4 separate regions of the Mus musculus genome follow, and regions 1, 2 and 4 are each linked to region 3. Evidence: chromatin loops called from intact Hi-C (ENCODE). Cell type or tissue: heart. All regions are shown on one strand. Region 1 overlaps Gm5767 (predicted gene 5767). Region 2 has its middle 11 kb from the start of Gm30310. Region 3 has its middle 2.9 kb from the start of Gm25805. Region 4 has its middle 3.9 kb from the start of Gm24579.

What was found. A loop is a pair of places that touch in the nucleus more often than their neighbours do. Peaks named below come from ENCODE experiments on the same cell type or tissue, not always from the same donor. Only the 100,000 strongest peaks of a DNase experiment are listed, where the experiment ranks them.
Region 1: a loop joins it to region 3, with 7 times the contacts of the local background. A loop is called at or near these places in 24 of 42 quality-filtered maps.
Region 2: a loop joins it to region 3, with 7 times the contacts of the local background. A loop is called at or near these places in 3 of 42 quality-filtered maps.
Region 4: it touches region 3 in a loop (4-fold over the local background); 9 of 42 quality-filtered maps call a loop at or near these places.

Annotation. Positions count from the first base shown.
Region 1 is chr16:8,683,602-8,688,601 of GRCm38, forward strand. It overlaps Gm5767 (predicted gene 5767), which reads left to right. Exons shown (of 4, transcript NM_001324517.1): 4 at 157-304. The coding sequence ends at 271. Among named protein-coding and RNA genes, the nearest start is that of Gm5767, 5.3 kb to the left of the region's middle. In heart, a CTCF peak has its summit at 2,683; DNase peaks (open chromatin) are centred at 2,710 and 3,350; H3K27ac peaks cover 1,372 bases.
Region 2 is chr16:8,867,811-8,872,810 of GRCm38, forward strand. No RefSeq gene overlaps it. Among named protein-coding and RNA genes, the nearest start is that of Gm30310, 11 kb to the right of the region's middle. In heart, a CTCF peak has its summit at 2,109 (motif pointing left); a DNase peak (open chromatin) is centred at 2,121.
Region 3 is chr16:8,766,713-8,771,712 of GRCm38, forward strand. No RefSeq gene overlaps it. Among named protein-coding and RNA genes, the nearest start is that of Gm25805, 2.9 kb to the left of the region's middle. In heart, CTCF peaks have their summits at 2,557 (motif pointing left), 2,762 (motif pointing left) and 4,547 (motif pointing right); a DNase peak (open chromatin) is centred at 2,559; H3K27ac peaks cover 778 bases.
Region 4 is chr16:8,404,187-8,409,186 of GRCm38, forward strand. No RefSeq gene overlaps it. Among named protein-coding and RNA genes, the nearest start is that of Gm24579, 3.9 kb to the left of the region's middle. In heart, a CTCF peak has its summit at 2,673 (motif pointing right); no DNase peak of the experiment used is centred here; H3K4me3 peaks cover 91 bases; H3K27me3 peaks cover 1,944 bases.

The sequences.
Region 1 (5,000 bases), 83 kb before region 3:
ACTGCTACTGCCAAGAAACAGAGGGCTCAGTATAGCTCTCAGCCCAGCTCTGGAGAACTGCCCCCAAAGAACTGAGACCCACGCAGAAGTGTGACGAGGGTGCAGGTCAGCACAGGGACCTACTCAGGTGAACACACACTGCTTCTGAGGCTGCAGGTGCTTCCTGGGCTGCTGTCTCATCCCCTTCTGCATACGGAGCACCATGGATGTGACCCACTCCTGCCCCATGTGCCATCACCAGATCTACTACTTCCATCGCCTGGGATTATGACTATAAACAGCAATAAAGCAACATCAGGGTGTATATGTGTGTATGAGTGCATGTGCATATATGCGTTTATATGTCCATGTATGTGTGTTCATGTATGTGTGTATATGTATGCACGTATGCATGCATGTGTATGTGTGCCCGCCCCCCATATACCCATTCATCAAGAGTATGGTAAACACCCTCCACTCTCCTCTGTTCTGTCCATGTACCATAGATGGTACCTACGTAAGCTTGGGTCACAACATGTGCTAGTTGGTATCTTCCTCAGGAGGGCTGGAGCACAAGACTCCTCTAACTGATTATAGATGCCACAGCTCCACCAGCCAAGCCACCTCTTTCCTAGCCTCTTCCTATCAGCTCCAGCTTCTGCTCCTTTGGGAAAACCTGTTAGCCACACCTCATCTGTATAATCCCCCAACCCACATCCAGGTTCACACCCGCTCCCTCAGGGACCAGTGCCCTAACCGCAGTGCCAAGAGAGCGTGGTCCTTTCCTCACCGTGGGTCTCTGCAGTCTGGGATCCTTAGCCCCGAGGGCTGCAGATGTCCTCTGGCCACCCACTAGCAGCTTTCCTCAGCCTGCTTTGTCCCCAGGCTTGCTTGAGCTTCCTTTGGCCACCTCCCTAGGCTTCTGTCCTCTCCAGCAGCCCCTCGGCCTTTTCCCCTGGATGCCCCGGGCAGCCGACAAAGCCCTTGCGTTGGCATGGAAAGATGGCCCTGTAATTAAGAGGAGTTGCCTCACAAAAGTGAGGACCAGAGCCTAGATCCCCAGAACACACACAAGTGCTGGCTGGGCGGGCAGCACACATGTAATCCCAGCCTTCCAAGTCCCAGAAAGAGGCTCCCAGAGCAAGCTTTGGCTAGTGAGACTAGCCATGTGAGCAAGCTCTGGGTTTGAGGGACCTTGCCTACATGAGTAAGATGATCCTGTACATCAACCTTGGGCCTCCACATGACTGTGCACTTATGTACATGCACACCTACACAGGTGCACCCACGTATGTGCAGACACACAGACAAATGGGGGGACCTCACCGGGTCTCGAGAGCCCTCTCCTGCAGGAGTGGGTGTATGGGGAGGGTCTCCAGTGCAGCCTGCCTTTCTATTCGCCCAGTCTCTTCCCCTCCACCTGCCCCACACTCTGCTGCGCCCTCACCAGCCTCACCTGTGGCTAACAGACAGTTAATGATGCAGTTAATATGGACAAGAATTCAATACTTCTTTGGGAGCCTGAGGTGGGGATTGCCAGCCTTAGTTACATAGTAAATGCCTGGCCCTTTAAAAAAAAAAAAGAAAGAAAAATCTGTTGCTGCTGTTGTCCAGATCCAGACCTGTCTAGGCAAGGTGCCTTGCCTGGCGTGGTGGAGGAGGTGTGATCATATTTATGGAGGCAGGAGGACCTGCCCGCTGTGCACAGCACCATTCCCTGGCTGGGATCCCGGACTGGTTAAGTGAAAAAAAAAAGAGAGCTGGGCTGCAGCACGCAGTTATCCATCTCTGCTTCCTGATTGTGGGTATCAGGTGACTTTCAAGCTGATGCCTGGGAGCTAAAATGACCCTTTCTCCCTTCCATTCTTCTTACCAGAGTAGTTTATCACAGCAACAGTTGCTGCCCTGGAACTCACAGATCATACTCTTTCAATGAGCTGACCTGGAGCCATGTGCAGTGCTTGCTACCTCCCTCCGGACCCCACCCAGGCAGCACCCTCTCTATGCACCCCAGAATAGCCCATCCCTTCAGTGCTTTTTCCAGGAAGACTCATGAGCCTGACACCCCTAAGATCTAACAGAAGTTTAGGGAGAGGCTACAAGAGAAGTTGGGGAGGGAGGAAGGGGTCCTGCTGAGTCCTCTCCTGGGGTGGACTCCTTCCCAAGGTCACGGTGCAAAGAAGCCAACAGGAAGGAAGTGGTTGTTAAAAGACCTCAAACTGGCCCGTGGGTGAGACTTCTGGGTAGGATGAGCATTAGGGGCAAGATCAGGAAGGAGGGACAGGGAAATCCAGTTTCAGAACGATTGGATTTTTGTCTTTGCAATGCTGAGAATTGAAGCAGGGGCTTCGTATGACAGGCAAGCACTCTACATCCCAAACCCTCCTTTTCATTTTGTAGCAGGGACTTCACTAAATTGCCCAGGCTGGCCTTGAGCTTACTATGTATCTCAGGCAGGCCTGGCACTCACCATCCTCTCCTGACTCAGCCTCTTGACCGCTGTTTTGACAAGTGTGAACTACCACACTGGAGCTCCATTTAATTTTGAAAAAACCAACTATATTGGTGTAGCTATCACTATATGAGTAGAAAGGGTGAAGAAACGAGTAAATTATCTGAATAAGAGAAAGGGGGACATGGGAAATGACAGGCACATGAGGTACATGGGCCACTGATCTGTGCTGGGTTCCCTGTAATACCCATACTCACCACAGGGAGGTAGCATTGCACCAGTTGACAGAGGTAGAAATCCAGGCCTAGGCGGTCTGGTGACTGAATGCATGGGCAGCCAGAAACTCAAGTCTGCCTCCCTGTATTAGTTTGATATAAAAGCTGTAGATGAGTGGGTAGTTGCATTGTGGGTGGGCTAGCAAGCATTCCAGGCTGAGATTGCTAGAAGCCTGAAAGTCGGGCGAGGCACACTGCCCAAAGCAGGCAGCTCTCCAGACCTGAGGGGTTCCCTCACCCCCAAGCCTGTCTACCACCTGCAATGGAGGGAATACTGGGAAACTGGACTTCAGAACTTCGAACCTTAGTAGCATAGAAATAGACCTGATACAAGATCACACTATCATGCCAAGTCAGCGTGGGCCTCAGACAGAAAGCAAGCCTTGGATGACCCTTCCAAGCTCACCTGAAAGCTCCCTTCCCTGTTCAGGTCCCTCTCTGTCCCCCATGCAACATGTTGGGCTTTGACTTGTATTCCTGGACAAGAGTGTCTCAGTTTTCAACTCCACAGTGCCTAGGCCGTGAGCCCCCCCTCCCCACAGACCCCAGGCTTGCCCATATCATAGAAAGTGGAAGAAACCCACAGTGCTGCAGCTGCCTGAAGGTCCTGCTTTACTCGGCATCCGTGTGAGCTTAAAAGGACGGTGCTGATTACGGTCACCCCACCCTCTGTGACAGCCTTATCACTGGAGTGGACAGGTGGGTGTGGCGTGCCATGGCTGTGCTATCAGCAGCCACCATGGCAGGCCTCTGTGCCCACTCCCAGCCTACTGCTGCCAGCCCTGCCCAGCAGGTCCACCTTGGAAATCTGCCCTGCAGCTGGTCTGGGGACAGTGAGCTAGGGCCAGGGAGAGAAGTCGGACAGCTTTAATGCGCCCTTAGCACTGTGCACGCCACTTAGCTGGAAGGCTAACACTACCCCTCAGCCTCGACGAACCTAAAGGTGCCTTCCCAACCCCCTCACCTCCTCCTACTGCAAGCCCAAGCCTGGAAAACTGAGCTAGAACATCCAAGAGCCCAGTATCCTGGTTGGCAGGAAAGGACATGTGAGCTCACCTCAGAGACCGTGAGGCCTTTTGGAGTCTGGTTTCCAAACATGTTGAAGGTACAAGCTGGGACCTGCCATCTAGCCCTGCCATTCAGCCAGACCAGGCACATAACCTAACATGGGCCAGTGACCCCTGGCAGGGAGGGACAGAGACTATCATACCCAAGTTTTGCCCTCAGAATGATCTCAAAGCAGAGGGTCCCAGCTTGCAGGTCTCATTCACAACCACCCATGTCCACCAACAGTAAAACTGAAGGACACAAGGAGATTTGGTCCTGATGGAGCTTTTTGCCTACCTGGGAAATGAAGTCCCCTGGAGCTCCTTCAAGCCAGCAGGTTGTAAGAACTGCATCTCAGCAGTCCCTAGGATCAAACTGAGTGCCAATGAGGACATTGGACTTTGGCTCTGACTATGTGCAACAGATTAAAGTGACTGTCCCTTCCCTTAGGAACTGAGCCCCATTCCTGGTGCTTGGCCACAGGCAGCCAGAAGTTGAAGTAGAGAGTGGACACAAGGCACTCTGCCATGGGGGCAGCTACTGTCTGATAGCACAGGGTTGGGACAGGGACAACATGCTGAGGGCCCCACACATGAAGACAGCCCCAATTCCTACAAAAGCACCTGACCTCTGTCCCTCATCAGCTTCCACAGACATCCATTCCAGGAAGGGCTGTACCTATTCCCCATGTGGCACAACCAGACTTGGGTTTTACTCTGAGAGAGGGTTTGTACTATGTAGCCCAGACTAGTCTCATCGGTGGCTGGGATCACCACCCTGCCAGGCTTCATCAATGTAACTGCACATTTACCCTAACAAACAGCTGGAAAGCAATATGGTATTCCTCCTTGCCAGATGTGCTTGGTCACAGGGACAGTTGGCTCAATCAAGGCTCTGCTAAAGGGGGAATGGCCTCAGAGGAGCCACAGGGAGTTTTAGTGTTGAAGAAAACCACAGAGGCCAATGACCCATGGTTTTCAAGCTTGGGTCTCAGGCATCCCAGACCCTGATGCGTAGCCAGGAATGGCTTTGAACTCATCACCCTGTTTCCACTTTGGTATGCACAACCATTCCAGCTTCATGCCCTGAGCAGAATCACATAGCCACCAAGGCTGCAAGCCCTCACTGAAGTCACACTCCCCCTACATCAACACCCACGTCACAGAGCAAAGGGACCCGACGGCATCCTCAGGGGATTCAGTGAGCAGGCTGGAAGACAACCGTTTCTCACATTTTAGTAATACTTA
Region 2 (5,000 bases), 100 kb after region 3:
AGGCAGCAAGCCACCACAGGAACCTTATGAGCAGTTTCTCTCAATGGCTGCACACCATGTAAGGCGTAAGGCAGGCCAATACATGTGAATCTTTAGCAAAGAATAGCGAGGCAGAGCAAACCAAACAAAAGCCCAGTGCTCATCTCCCACTGTCTGTGGCGTTTATACTCCCTCATCACAGGTCCTTTCATGTGTTGCTATATCCAAACATCCTTTTACCTGTGGCTGCTTCAGGAAAACAGTCTTTCATGTGTTTGCTTTAGCAGGATGCCCCAGCAAAACATTTGACATAACTTCCCAAAGAACTAGAAGTTTCCATGTCAATACTGAGAGGACCTGGAAGCTTGAGGCAGTCTGGATATATGCAAGAGAGAAAAAAAAAGTCCCTATTTCAAACAAGTTAGAAGGTGAGGGCTGACATCAGAGCTGCTCTCTGATCCCTACCCTCCACTCATGAATGGGCACACTCATACACATCAAGATAGAAGCCTCATGTAGAATGTTAAAACAACATTATGCAGATCAGAAGTATGAAACGTGCATGACTCAATGTTCAGATTCCGTCTCTGGAGATAAACTGCAGGATTTGAATCCTGACTCCAGCATTTAATGAGTTGTGTGACCTTGAACCAACCTAGTTAACTTCCTGCCTCAGCTTTCTTGACTGTAAGTTGTAATTATGGTTTCTATTTTAAGTTATATTTAGGCTTACATAAATTTAACAACCTCAGGACTCAGAATAGTACTCACAGGGCTGGGAATATTGCTCATTTGGTAGCAGTATGGAACATTGCATAGAACCTGCCGCAGTGTCAAATACATGTGATCCCTACCTAGGAAGTAGAGGAGTTCAAGGTTGGTGTGTGTTGCTTTCTGTGTGTAAGTGTGCTTATGTCTGTGTACTGTGTGTGCCTGATGTTTGGCGAGGAGAGGAAAGAGCATCAGATCCCTGGAACTGGAGCTACAGACGGTTGTGAGCTGCCATGTGGGTGCTGGGAATTGAACTTGGGTCCTCTGAAAGAACATCTGGTACTCTTAACTGCTGAGCCACCTCTCCAGCCCCAGTATGTACATATTTATAAACACAGAGGAAATAGACAATATTTTTCTAAAACATGGCATGAATGTAAAGTTCCATTCATAATATGAGCTCAGGGAAATGGAGTTATGACAAGGACCAGTTTGGGGCTACAGAAATGGTCTAGTGAGCAAACCATGGGCCTCAGAACTCATGTGAAAGCCCAATGGGTACGGCAGCACCACCCTCCCCCCAACTCCTGTGCACACGTGTGCACACATGCACACACAATGAAAGAATGAGAAATCTACTTTCCTGGTCCACAGACACTGATTCTTGTCCATCAGTGAAAAAGTGGTGTTGCACAGTGAAGCCAGGGTGTGAATGGGGTTTAGAACTAGAAATATAAGCAGACAACTTCTGTTTCTGCTCTATCTTGTTGGGAACTAGAAATTTAAAAGCAGAGCCCCTGGAAATGAGAGGTGTGACAGGTTGCTGTGAATTCGAGGCCAGAGAAGCTCCCTGTATCGTGAGACTGTTTTCAATCGAGCAGTCAACAAATATGCCTGGTGGTGTGGTTCATGCCAGCCTGAGGGTGGCTCTTGCTTCCCTAGTGGTACCCTGTCTCAACAAACCCAAACGAAAACAAGTGGACCTTAGCCTTTGATCCTGTCATCTAATTTCTGCCCTGACATTCCAAAGAAATAATGATGGAAGCTGGTCTTTATGCAGTGGTATCAGGTGTGTATCACCTGATGTAGAAGTGGAAAGAAAGAGCCCAAATACGTTCAACAAAGGTCTAATTAAACACATCAGTTCATTTATGCTATGGAAGAACATCCCATGAGGCATGGAAGTGTTCCAAGTAGTGACAGTGAGCAGGGTTTCAATAAATGCTCCATAGTATCTTACTGATGATTCAAACCCTCTTCCTCTCTTCATGGGGCTCATTAGTAGGTGCTGACTGGTTCCCTGATAGTGCCTTTGGGTCTCTGAACAGCCCCAGGTTCTTTTGTGTCCGCCCACCCCCTTTTCTGGGTTCCCTGTTTATCAGATTGCTCCTGTTTCTGGCTGGACACTGCCATCTAGAGGCCACTGGGCCTCAGAGCCTCTGATCCTTGTACTTCACCAGATCACTGGTCTCCAGCCTCAGGGGATCCCTGCTGTTACAGGCATGACCTCTTGGAGGATCACCTGTTTCCTAGAAGCCTCTGAGTAGGTTAGCACTAGAAAGACCCTTTGTGGTACAGTGTCTGAAGATTTTAGGGCAGGGTGTTGCTTCGACCTCTGTAGAGTTTATGGGTTAGTGAAGGCAGAGGTTGGTGGAACAAAGTCTTGTAGGGGGCTTGGGTCTGCAGAGGGGTACAACCGACGTAGGACTGAATTGAAGTTTGGAGCCTTTTATAGCTGCCCTTGAGAAGTGGAGGCAGGAAGATCAGGAAATCCAGGCAATCCTTGGCTATGTATAGAATTTGAGGCTAGCCCGGTCTCCTTGAGACTGCCTAAAAAAATTAGTGAGCGAAGTTACTTAAATCTAGGGTTAACTTAGAGAATCCTAAGCTAATTCACCTTGATGGTTTACCTTGTGTATTAGTCAGGGTTCTCTAGAGTCCCAGAACTTATGGATAGTCTCAATATAGTAAAGGACTTTATTGGTGACTTACAACTTGCAGTCCAATTCGCAACAATGGTTCAGCAGCAGCTGTGAATGGAAGGATCTAGCAGTTGCTCGGTCCCACACAGCAAGCAGGCGAAAGAGCAGGAGCAAGACTCCCTTCTTCCAATGTCAGTATATGGTCTCCAGTAGAAGGTGTAGGCCAGATTAAAGGTGTGTGCTACCACACCTTTAATCCCAGATGACCTTGAACTCGGAGATCTCCCTGTCTTCTGGAATCCATAGCCACTACGCCTCAAGATCTCCATACCAAGATCCAGATCAGAAACTTCTATCTCCCAGCCTCCAGATGAGGGTCACTGGTGAGCCTTCCAATTCTGGATTGTAGTTCATTCCAAATATAGTTGACAACCAGGAACAGCCACTACACCTTGACTGTCAACTTGATGTATCTCAGAATCACCATATAAGCAGATTTCTGGATATGCATGTGAGGGGTTACCTAGATTAGGTAAATTGAGGTGGGAAGAACCACCCTAAATATGAGTGGTGCCATTCCATCAGTTCTAGTCCCAGATCAACTAAAAAGGAGAATGTGAGCTGAGCACCCGCATCATCTCTCTGTGTCCTGACTGTGGACATGTGACCAGATGCACCACCTCCTGCTGCCATGACTTCCTCTCGATGACAAAACTGTAAACCAAAATAAGCCCTCTCTCCCCTTCCTTCTTTGTGTTATCTTGTCAGGTGTTTTATCACAATAAAGTGTAACAAATAGGAGCGGACTAAGTGTGACACTCCCTGTAGACACTTTTTACGCCCACAGTGCATTAGTACGGCAGCCACCATAAGGTGCAGCCATTCTTCTTTTTTTTGGGGGGGGGGAATCCCTCTTCTTTTCTTATTCCATCCTCCACACCCCACACAGTACTCTGCATGAGAGGAACCGGCTGGTACTGATGAATGCAGGGAATGCTAGGGTCTGCCTGGGCAGGGACTGTGGGAGACAGTACTTAAGAGCGTCCAGAGCAGGTAGCCTTCCATCCCAAGTGCTTCTCTGATCTCCAGGATCAGGCCTGATCACCACTTGTGTCTCCTCCTCTATCCACCTGGTGCACTCTTGTCCTTGTTATACCGGGCAGAGTGTAGAAGAGAGACTTATCCCCATGGCCTGGTGCAGATGTGGCTGTGGTTGTGATAGGGGCACTTTCACAGTCTCTGTTATAGAGACACTCTTGTATTCCATATTACGAAAAGGGATCCGCATCTGCGCACACAAGTTATCAACAGCTTAGAGACCTTCCTCTGTCCATAGCTGGGTTGTTCTGAGTTAACCACTCCCAGCCCAGATACCCCTGGGGGAGTATAAAGATGGTACCAGCCAGAAGCAACTAGACTCAGTGTTTCCAGAAATGCCTGAGCCTAAAAACCCACAGAAAGAGGGAAGACTCTCGGGGCAACAACGGAAGCAACACAGGTCATGAGGATAGGCTCAGCAATGTGTCTGACCCCTAATCACAGAGGTAGGGCAGAGCTCTGCAGTGATTGCCTTTGTCTCCTTTCTGCCCCTGTCACCTGCCAGCTGGAGATAAGATGGAAGACTGATCTTTTAGGATGTTAACCTACTGTCTTCTCAGATTGCTGGCTCTTTGGATGACAGTTAAAGATCACTCACGCTCACTGGCTTCTATAATGGTAGGCTGAACTACTCCAATTACCTCTGGGTTCCTGTGTCTGGGTGTCTGCAGAGGGCAGCAGTGCTACAGCCATGGCCATGGTGAGTCAGGGAGGGAGACTCAAATGCTCTGAGCTGGCCTCATGTCACTCCCCAAGAGATACACAGGGTGGGGCGGGGCGGGGGCGTGGTGGTGGGGTGGAGTGGGGAGGCACCTTTCCTTTACTCTGCAGACTTTCTTGTCACAGGGATGGGAAGAATTTAACTATTTCTACTTGAGAAAAGTAGCAGACTCTCGAGTCTAAGAGTAAAATTCTAAATGTGATGTTTCCCGATGCTTTGTCTTTGAGCAGGCATAGCACAACCCACAGCTGTACAGGATGTAAAGCAAGTGTCACAATGTTTCTTTTCTTTCTTTTCCTGCTGGATTTTTGGGCTCCTTTTGTAGCGATTTGTGTATGGCTTTGTGGGGGGAGGCAGATACTTGTGTGTGCATGTGGAGAGAGAGGCCTGGGGTTGACCTTAGCCGTCTTCCTCAGTTGTTCTTCAAATTATTTGTTGAGGCAGGCTTTGCTTGCCAATAGGGCTGCTCTGGCTAGTCAGCTGGCCCTGGAGACCCCAGTGCCCTTCTGAGTGCTGGTCTTGTAGGTGGGCCGTCCTGTCTGTCCTGTTTCCTTGAGTTCAGATTCTGA
Region 3 (5,000 bases):
CAGAGGGCAACTTTCCAAAGTTGATTGTCCGTCTCCACCTTTCTGTGTGTTCCAGGGACTAATGTCACTCAGTCCTCGGTGAGTGCTTTAACCCACTGAGTTACCTCACTGGCTCTTTTGTCCCTCCTCTTCCTCTCCTTCCTTCCTTCTTAAAAAAATAAATAAATAAAAAATAAAATCGCCAGGCAGTGGTGGCTCATGCCTTTAATCCCAGCACTCGGGAGGCAGAGGCAGGAGGATTTCTGAGTTCAAGGCCAGCCTGGTCTACAAAGTGAGTTCCAGGACAGCCAGGGCTATACAGAGAAACCCTGTCTCGAAAAACAAAAAGCAAAAAAACCAAAAAACGTAATCCCATGGTTTAGAATTGGGGCTGAGAGCCCTGGGGCGGGGGTTACACGTGGTCGTGAGCTTCCTGGAGTGGCTCCTGGGAACTGAACTTAGGTCCTTCCTTAAGAGGAACAGCAAGTGCTGTTAACTGCTGCACCATTTCTCCAGCCCCTTCCTTCTTGCTTCTCTGGGTCAGGTTTTGATTTGACAGGATCTTGCTTAGTTGACTAGGCTGGCCTGAAACTACTGTGAAACCCAGGCCGGCCTCCAGGCAACCTCCTGACCCAGCCTCCAGAGTACCAGGATAGCTGCTAACATTCATTCTTTCATAGTTACTGTTATCCCTTATTAACAAGAGGAGAAACCAAGGCACAGAAGATGTAAGTGACCAGTTTCAGGTCACTCAGCCAATGAGGCTATAGTTGTAAATGCCGCTATTCTATATGCAAACTGGAGCTCAGTGAATATCTATTACTTTGCATAGTCAGCCATCTCCTGTTGGCATCTGAGACTCCTCAGGGTGTGGTAGCACACACCCCACCCGTAACACAGTAGGAGAGGCAGGAGGATCCAGAGTTCCAAGCCTGGGCTACGGAACTGCGCCTTACGTCCAAAAACAATGCAAACAGACATTTGACTCTAGGCCTTGGACCTTGGAGCATAGCAAGGAAGAAGAGGAGGAAGAAGAGAGGAAGAGGAGGAAGGAGAAGCCGCTGTCATTGTTTTTCTACGTCGTTCATTTTTTGGTTTCCTTTTTCTGGTTTGCTTTTCCACTGCACTGCCACCCACTTCCTTATGCTAAGACTTTAAAATGAATTACATTCTGGGCACACTCACCTCCCTTCATCCCGCTGCTGCCTGAAGCTCAGGAAACCCAGCTGGAAGCAAACAGGCTTATCTTTAATATTTTAAACTTATATTTTATTTACTTATTTATACAACTGTGGAGTCTGAGGGCAATTTGTGGGAGCCAGCTCTCTCCCTGCACCGTGGGCCCTGGGGACTGGACACATGCTGTCATGCATGAGGGCAGGGGTCTTTGCTGTGGAGCCCACTTGCCAGCCCATCACAGACTCGTCTTCCATTTGTTTCTTCACATATTTGTTCCTTTGCGTCAGGCAGGGTCTCTTGTAGCCTAGGCTGGCCTCACACTCACTGTGTTCCTTAGGGTGACATTGAATTTCTGGTCCTTCTGCCTCTGCCTCCTATATCTGCAGACCAAAGATTATAGGCAGGGACCACACAACTGCCTACTGATTGTGTGCGTGGGCTCAAGCACACGTTGTAGTGTGCAAATGGACCAGTTCAGAGGGCAGTCTGAGGGAGTAGAGCTAAGGGCAACAGGGCAGGAGGAGCTGTCTTTTTTCTGCTGCCAAGTCCCCCCCCACCCCTTATGAGGCAGGGTCTCATTGGATCCAGTTGACCTTGAGCTCCACCTTCCAGGTACTGGGATTACAGGTATGTACCCCAATGTACAGTTCCTGTGGTGTTGAGGAGAGAGCCCAGGGTTTCCTGTGTGCTATGCAAGTGCCCTACCCATTGAGCTGCATGCCCATGTCCAAGATGAAATATGTTGAAGCCTGGGAGCGGAGTGACTAGAGTGCAGGTAGATGGAGCTGGATCCTAGCCCAGGTCTGTAGTCCCTTGGTATTTACGGGGCAACCTCTAAACAGGCTCCCCACAGGCTTCTCTGGGAGGCCCTGTCTGTTCCAGCTACAGCCAGGCTGCCACTGAGCCTCATCCAGTTGCTGAGCACTCACAGCACGCCTGTTCCTCTTCCTCCTTTCAGCCTGTGGCTCACTGGACAAGCAGGATTGTTTACAGTAAATGGAAACCCAACTTGTTCAGGAAGCTCGGCCTGATACATTACAATGTTATTCTAGCCTGTAATGTACCTACCTGTGGGCTTTCAGATACAGCCAGGCTGTCTGGAAAAGGACCCTGAGGTTTCAAGCTGCCTTTTGGGGTCAAGGCTAGGGACTGCAGAACCCTGGGTGCTTTTCTGGTCCCCCTGAACTTCCACGTGTGCATGCACCCAGACAACTGCCTGTCTTAAAGGTCATGAAGCGCTGGGACGTAGGGAAAATTACCTGCAGACCTGGTTTCCCTAGGGTTCAATAAGGCAGGGCCTTCTCTGCTCTATTTCTGAAAGCTCAGTACTCTGTCTGGCACCTGCCCCCGGGGTTGGCCCGAAGCTCAGCCTCAGCTCACAGTCCCTGTGCCCTCTAGTGGTCACTTGGAGGAAGGACTAGCTCAGGGAGATGAGGTATGATGGTCTCTTACACTTGGACATTACCGGGTAAAAATAGAAAGCTGAGGGCTAGCGAGATGGCTCAGTGGTTAAGAGTGCCGACTGCTCTTCCGAAGGTCCCGAGTTCAAATCCCAGCAACCACATGGTGGCTCACAACCATCCGTAATGAAATCTGATGCCCTCTTCTGGAGTATCTGAGGACAGCTACAGTGTACTTACATATAATAAATAAATCTTGGAGAAAAAAAAAAAATAGAAAGCTGAGGAATGGGGAAAGCTCCGGTCAGGCACCTCATTCCAAAGAATGATGCACATTTAGTCTCAGCTACCTGAGAAACTGAAGCAAGGGGATCACCGCTGTACACTCCCTCCCCACACAATTAAAAAAAGAAAGGGGAGCCAGGTGTAGTGGCTCATGCCTTTAGTCTTAGTGCTCTGGAGGATCTCTGTGAGTTCTACGGTGAGTTCAAGGATAGTCAGAGCTACATACTGAGACCCTGTCTGGGGAGCAGGGTAGGGAAGAGTAAAAGAAAAACGGGGTTCTGAAGAGATGGGTTAAGAGCATTTGCTACAGTTCAGTTCTGGCTCAGAGCCCTCTACAACTCCAGTTCCAAGGGATCCAACATGCTCTGGTCTTCAAAGTGAGTTCCAAGACAGCCAGGGCTATACAGAGAAACCCTGTCTCGAAAAACCAAAAACAAACAAACAAAAACCGAAAAAGCACGTGTACAGGCAAACAGGCAGTCACAGAGAAGAAAGTAAACCCATCTTTCTTAGGCATTTATGTGTTCATTTTTACATAAGTATGTGTCTACATGAGTTTATGTACAGCACATGTGTGAAAGTCCCAAAGAAGACTCTAATTCTAATTCTTTAGAATTGGGGATGCAAGCCACCTGCTGTGGGTGCTGGAAACCAAATCCAGGTCCTCTGGGAAAGAAGCAGGCGTTCCTACTGAGCCATCTCTCTAGTCTCAAATAACAGAGAGAAGAGAGAGAGAGAGAGAGAGAGAGAGAGAGAGAGAGGGGAGGGGAGGGGAGGGGAGGGGGAGGCCACGATAGGCAGTCTATTTTGGTTGAATGAGGCTTGCTCCGGCAACCCAGTAGAAAACTCTACAAGAGACGGAAAAGCGAGCCACGTTCCCAGAGTCAGGTGCCTGACACCACAGAGTCCCCAACTCCATGATTCTGTGTCTATAAGTCAGGCAAAGTCCCAAGCTCCTGGCATTCTGGCTAGACTCCACCCCCAGTTACCTGGCAACAGCAAGATAGCCTAGCCCACTATAAAAGGAGCTGCTTGGCCCCTCCTCACTCTTTAAGCTCTCACCATCCTTACTCTCATCTCTAGCCCTCCTCTCTCTCCCTCCCCCCCACCCCCCTCCACGCGGCCATGGACAGCCTCCCTCTTTCTACCTTCTTTCTCCCTACCTTCCTACAACAAAGCTCGGAGACTGTCTCTGCTCATCAAGGCCCACTATGCTTCAACAATGGGATAGGCTTTCCCATAACCAGCCGCATCTAACCTCCCGTTAGAAGGCCTTCCTGCGCTCCAGCCACTGACCAGACCAAGGTCTCTTACCCACGTGGGAACCACCCAGCGCCTCCCTCTCCCCCGGCCCTCTCCTTCCTTCAGCACCAGGTCCGATGGCTGAGAACCTGGTGCCTAGGACTACCCCTTGTCCACCACCCGCCGAGCTGGGGCCAGTGGCTTCACACCCAGACACCCACGCGGGGCTGTGGGGAAAGCGCGGGGAAAGACAGTCCTTCCGAGTCCGCCCGCCCAGAGCATCAGAACTCTGATGGGACAGGGGTTTTCTCCCACTCCCTCTCCCCCCCACCCCGCACTCCCTGCCCCACAATTGTGTTCATTGGGGGCATGCTGCACCTGCTTGAAGGTAGGATGCCTTTGTTGACTCCAGCCACATCCCTTTATAACATCTTTGCGTCTCTGCTGTGAGCTGGAAAGTGACGACAGTCCAGCAGAGGGGGCTCCTGGGAAATGTATCAGAAGCCAAAGCCAGGATCCTTTTTGGTCTGGCGAGAACTAAGCTCACAGAGGTGCTTGTTAAATATGCTTCTACTCACATCTCTGACTGCTCTGGGGCTCAAAATGCAGCCACCAAGGGCAGATGGGACTGTACTTTTTTTGGATGGGAACCAGTACTGACTGCCTCCAAGGGACAAAGACCCCATCCCATTTCATACTCTCTGTCCAAGGAGTTAATTTTGTGTTTTTGTTTGTTTGGTTTTTTGTTTGTTTTTGGTTTTTTTGAGACAGGGTTTCTCTGTATAGCCCTGGCTGTCCTGGAACTCACTTTGTAGACCAGGCTGGCCTCGAACTCAGAAATCTGCCTGCCTCTCCCTCCCGAGTGCTGGAGTAAAGGCGGGCGCCACCACCATGAAGTTATTTAGGTATTTTGCC
Region 4 (5,000 bases), 360 kb before region 3:
CTAGTGCTTGAGAGCGGGCAAAGCTCCCACGGTCCCCTCAGGGTCTCCCAGGCTTCTAGCCTTAGCTCAACCAGGGACCACAGAGAAAGGTAAACAGAAGGATGTATGTACAATGAGGAGAGGCAGAACAGGAGCCTGGAGGGTAGAGAGGGACAGCGTGAAGTTAATAGCCAGAGATGCCACCTAAGACCATGGTGGCATCCTGGCCTGTGCTGCCACTGGAGGCCACATCTGGGTCCATGGCCTTACAGCAGCAGGGGTCTGTTACCACCAAAGGCCAGGCAGACACCTCTGGTCTGGTCTGGTCTGCCACCAGAGAGCTTATTAATGTCTGAGGGCTTTGCAGAACTGTCCCCACCCCTCACCTGGACATTGTGGGAGAGCTAGCCCTGGGAACAGGAGAGCTGACCGCGCCCTCAGTACTTAAGGTGAGCGACTGCACATTGCAGGAGCCACAGGTAAGCCAGCCTCAGGAGTATAAACATGGGAGACCTGACCATGATGGGGTCATGAGAGCAGGAGAGCTGTCCCTGCCACCTCACCTGCTACAGCACTCAGGACAGCAGGCCCTGCACCTCACTGGGCAGCCCAGTCCAGCTGAACCTGATGGTGGGCACACAGGTGAACCAGCCCTGAGGGTGTGAGCACGGGAGAGCTGGCCCTGCAATTTGTCTGCCATGTAGCATCATGAGTGAGGGAACAGACATCCTCCCCTCTCCTTGCCCCTTACCACCTGTGGCAGGCAGGAGAGCTGGCCCTGCCCCTTGTACTCATGAGAGTGGGCCCTGAACCTTGCCTAGGCATCACAATAGAGCGTGCCCTGGATGCAGGGTTTGCAGGTGAGCTGGCCCTGAGGGTGTGAGTGCAGGAGAGCCCTCTCTGTTTCTTGCCTTCTGGGAGGTGGTGCTGATGAGAGAGAGATGCTCCCTCCCCTCCGTCATCCCTCACCACCTATTGCAGGCAGAAGATCTGGTCCTGGGATCATGAGGTTGAGAGAATTGTCCCTGTCCCTCAGCAGCTGCAGTACTCAGGAGAGCAGGCCCTTCATCTCACCTGGGCAGCAGGGTAGAGCCGGCCCTGGTTGCTGGAGTTGCAGATGAACCAGCTCCCAAAGCAGGAGACCAAAGGCGCTGGCAAGCTCATGTACCTCTTGGGCTCAGACACTGGTCCACCCAGTGGATGGGGCCTTTTGACAAACTGCTGGAGTACATGAAGGGGCAGGTTCCACAGATCCAAAACCACGGGATCTCCATGACACAGAGCAACAAGAGGATATCCAAGAGGAGTCCATGGGGATCCAGTACCGATAGAGCAGCAGAAGCCAGAGCCCTCACACCAGACCAGGGAGTCATTGCGATGGCATTGAAAGCAGAGAAGTGTGGACAAAAGGGTATACTGTGGGGCACACTGTGACACAGTACAACTCCACCATGAGATCTGTTTTTCCCTGTTGGTGGGGAGGTTGCAAGGGTGTAGGGTGGGCATGAGGGGAGCAGGAGATGAGTGGGGGTGGGGTGCACGATTGAAGTCACAAAGAACCAATAAAAAGTTGAAAATTTTGTTTTACAACTTTTATTCCACTGGGTACCATTGAGGCCCCAGTATTGAGAGTTCGGTGCCTTTCTGTGAAGATGTTAGATGACAGCAGTGGAGAGAAGCTGAGGACAGACCCAGGACCTGCCTGCCACAAACATCCACAGGCTCTCAGATCCAGATGGAATGAGAATAGGACAGAATCGAGCAGAATGGGATATCAGCAGAATCCTGCCCCCATTGAATGCCCTCTCCTCTGGCCAGGAGCATAGCCTGTGCCCCTTCTCTCTCCCCACCACGTCTCTCTGACCACTCCCCCTTCATTGCCTCAAACAAGCCACCTTGTCCCCACAGCAGGACCTTTTCTCTTGCAGCCACCTGCCTGGTCTGCTGCCTCCTTATGCAGTCACCTGCTGGAAGAAATGTCTCTCCCGGTAGGTAACCTCATCGCTGCCTTTCATCGTTCTGACTTTATGCACAGCCTGACTACTGTGTGTTCCTGGACCGTGCTCATTGTCTGTTTTCCTGTGACAGGGTACGGGCCCTTCCCACCACCTGACTCTTTCCATTGCCTTTCCAGTTCCATCGCTGCCGGGAGATCAAAGTGGGAACCGGAAGCATTATAACCAGTCAAGAACAGAAAGCAATGAACTCATGCAGGTTTGAGCTCAGCTCAATTTCTCTACTCGAATACAGCCCAATTTGGAGCTGGGTCTTCCCCCATTAACAAAGGAGTCACAAGAACCTGATCCAGACAACCCCTCACTAAGACACTCTTCCCAGGTCAAGTTGACAAACCCACCACCCACCAATGTGTCCCCAGGCTTCACACCCATATTAGATGACTATAACCAGTGAACAAATGAATGAATCTCTCCTCTTTGATGCTGTTGGCTTCTTGGCTGCACACTGCTTGGGTTATTATTATTCCTTTCTGTTCACTCAGGAGGTTTCTCTGCCTCAAACGTCCAGGAAGATATTATCTTCAGCCTCTACTATCAACCTCCAGTTGGGACACCAATCATAAGGACTAAGTGGTCTCTAGAAGGTCTGCTTTGTCTGGGAAAACTCAGAGGTTTTAACAACTTTCCTTAGCCCCTTTATTTGTTCCTCCAGCACATTTCTATTATGTGACCAGCAGATGGCAGCAAAGACCGTCCTTCTGATAACCATCGCCACAAACTGCTGCTCCTGGACTGCTGCCAGTCTCTAACGCAGTTTGTCGGCTGGTGGGGCCTGCCTAGATGCTGTGTTTACACTACTCCTGAATAAACAGACGATGTCCCAAGTCCTAGGTCGAGGGACAGAGAAGTGGGTGGTGCAGGTGCTGGCAGGAAAGCATTGATTTGTTTTCCCAGTTGAGTTTGATTCCCCTTGCAACCCTTCCCTTTTGTGCATCTGGGACAGTCATCATAGGCTGCCTGTGCCTCGGTTTCCTCATCTATATACTGATGGATCTATCCCCATAGGACTACATGTTTCCCATGGCTCTCTCCTCAACATGTCAGCTAAGCAATCACGGCTCATCCTACAGTCGTTAACCCTCATTCTTTTCAGTGTTTATTGACTGACTGACAAAGTGGAGTGTGCCGGAATGTGTAGTAAATACTCACTGAGCATCAGCTGTGAAGATAATGTCATGATGGAGATGATGATGATATCAAATGATGGCATGGTAACCATGGTGTCATGTTGAAAAAGATGTAAGGATGAAGATGTCATGGCTGAGGATTATAATGCTCTGATAAAGTGGATGTCATTCTGAGAGTGACAGTGATGTCAGGGAGATGACAGTGTCATTGGGGTTGTTTGAATGACCACTGTAGACTCACAGGTTTGAATATTTGATCCTCAGCTGATGGGACTGTTTGGGAAGGATTAGGAGGTGTTGGAGGAGGTGTGTCATTAGGGATGGACTTTGAGGTTTCAAAAACCCATCCACTTCCTGTTAGCTCTCTGCCTCCTACTATTGGGTAAAGATGTAAGCACTCAGCTACTGCCCCAGTGCTATGTCTGCCTGCCTGCCCGCCCGCCCGCCCGTCTGCCTGCCTGCCTGCCTGCCTGCCTGCCTGCCTGCCTGCCTGCCTGCCTGCCTGCCTGCCATGATGGTCACAAACTCTAACTCTCTGAGCCTGTGAGTCCCGACTTTAAAATGGTCGTAGCGTTTGGTCACAGCAATAGAAAAGTAACTAAGACAGTCCTTAGGATGTTGGTGTCACAGAAAGGCTATGATGTCATTGGTGACTATAGTGGTGTCATTTGATGACAATGTCCTGCGAGGATGGTGACATTGTGAAGGTATGATGTCATGATGCTGAGAACAGTGTTGTCATCTAATAACACGCACCAATGGCCGTGAAACCCACTGACGCACTGGCAGCTCCTGCAGTTCCTTCAGCCCAAGGATCCCCACCTCCCATCCTGGGCTGCAGTCCCCAGTGACTCCTGCTGAGTACTGCCAAGCTCCACACTAGGCTGGGCGAGGGCTGACATCTGGCCTTCAAGCTGGGCACAGACACAGAGGTGAGCATCTGAGGATGAAACTGTGGTTTCGAGGGATGTTCGTACTGGTTGTGCCTGCCCCTCTTCCTCTGGGGGCCTCCCGACACCCCTGGAGAAGTACAGAGGACCAACACTGCCCAGCTGAGTGGTCCAGGGGGTCTCTAGCCTCTGAGATACATCTGTTAACATTTCCAAAGTGAGCCCCTAGCCCAGAAACTCCTTGTACCAGAAAACCTTTCCTATGGAGAATTAGGCAGTACTCTTCCCAAATCCTCCACTTCCCTCCTCCACCCCAACTCCCCTCTCTCACTTCCCTCTCCTCCACCTCCACCCCAACCCTCCCACATGCCCTTCTTCACCTCCACTCCCCTCCTCCTCCACTCTCTGTTCCCCCCTCCATCCCTTCTTTCCTACCCCCTCCACTTCCTTCTTTAACCCCTCCCTCCACTTCTCCCTGCACTCTACTCTCACCGACCCCCTCTATTCACACACACTGGCTGGAGTGACTCACTCAGGAAACCTTCCCTCCTTGGTGCTGGGACCCCAGAGCTCTGACTTCTCCCTGGTGCTACCCACTGTGTCCTCCTGTCTGGGTCCAGGTTGTGTGAAGCTTAAGGTAGCATCTGAGGTAGAAGGACCCCACAGGACCCTGGGACGCTGTGCTGGCAGACAGGGTGACTCTTCTTTTCTTTTCTTTTCTTTTCTTTTTTTTTTTTTTTTTTTTTTTTTTGGTTTTTCGAGACAGGGTTTCTCTGTGTAGCCCTGGCTGTCCTGGAACTCACTCTGTAGACCAGGCTGGCCTCGAACTCAGAAATCCGCCTGCCTCTGCCTCCCAAGTGCTGGGATTAAAGGCGTGTGCCACCACCGTGACAGGGTGACTCTTGAAGAGCCAAGCATGCCCGTGTCTCTGTGCACCTTTGCACACGTTATCCCACCTCTCTGATCCACCCAGCATCTTCTCACAA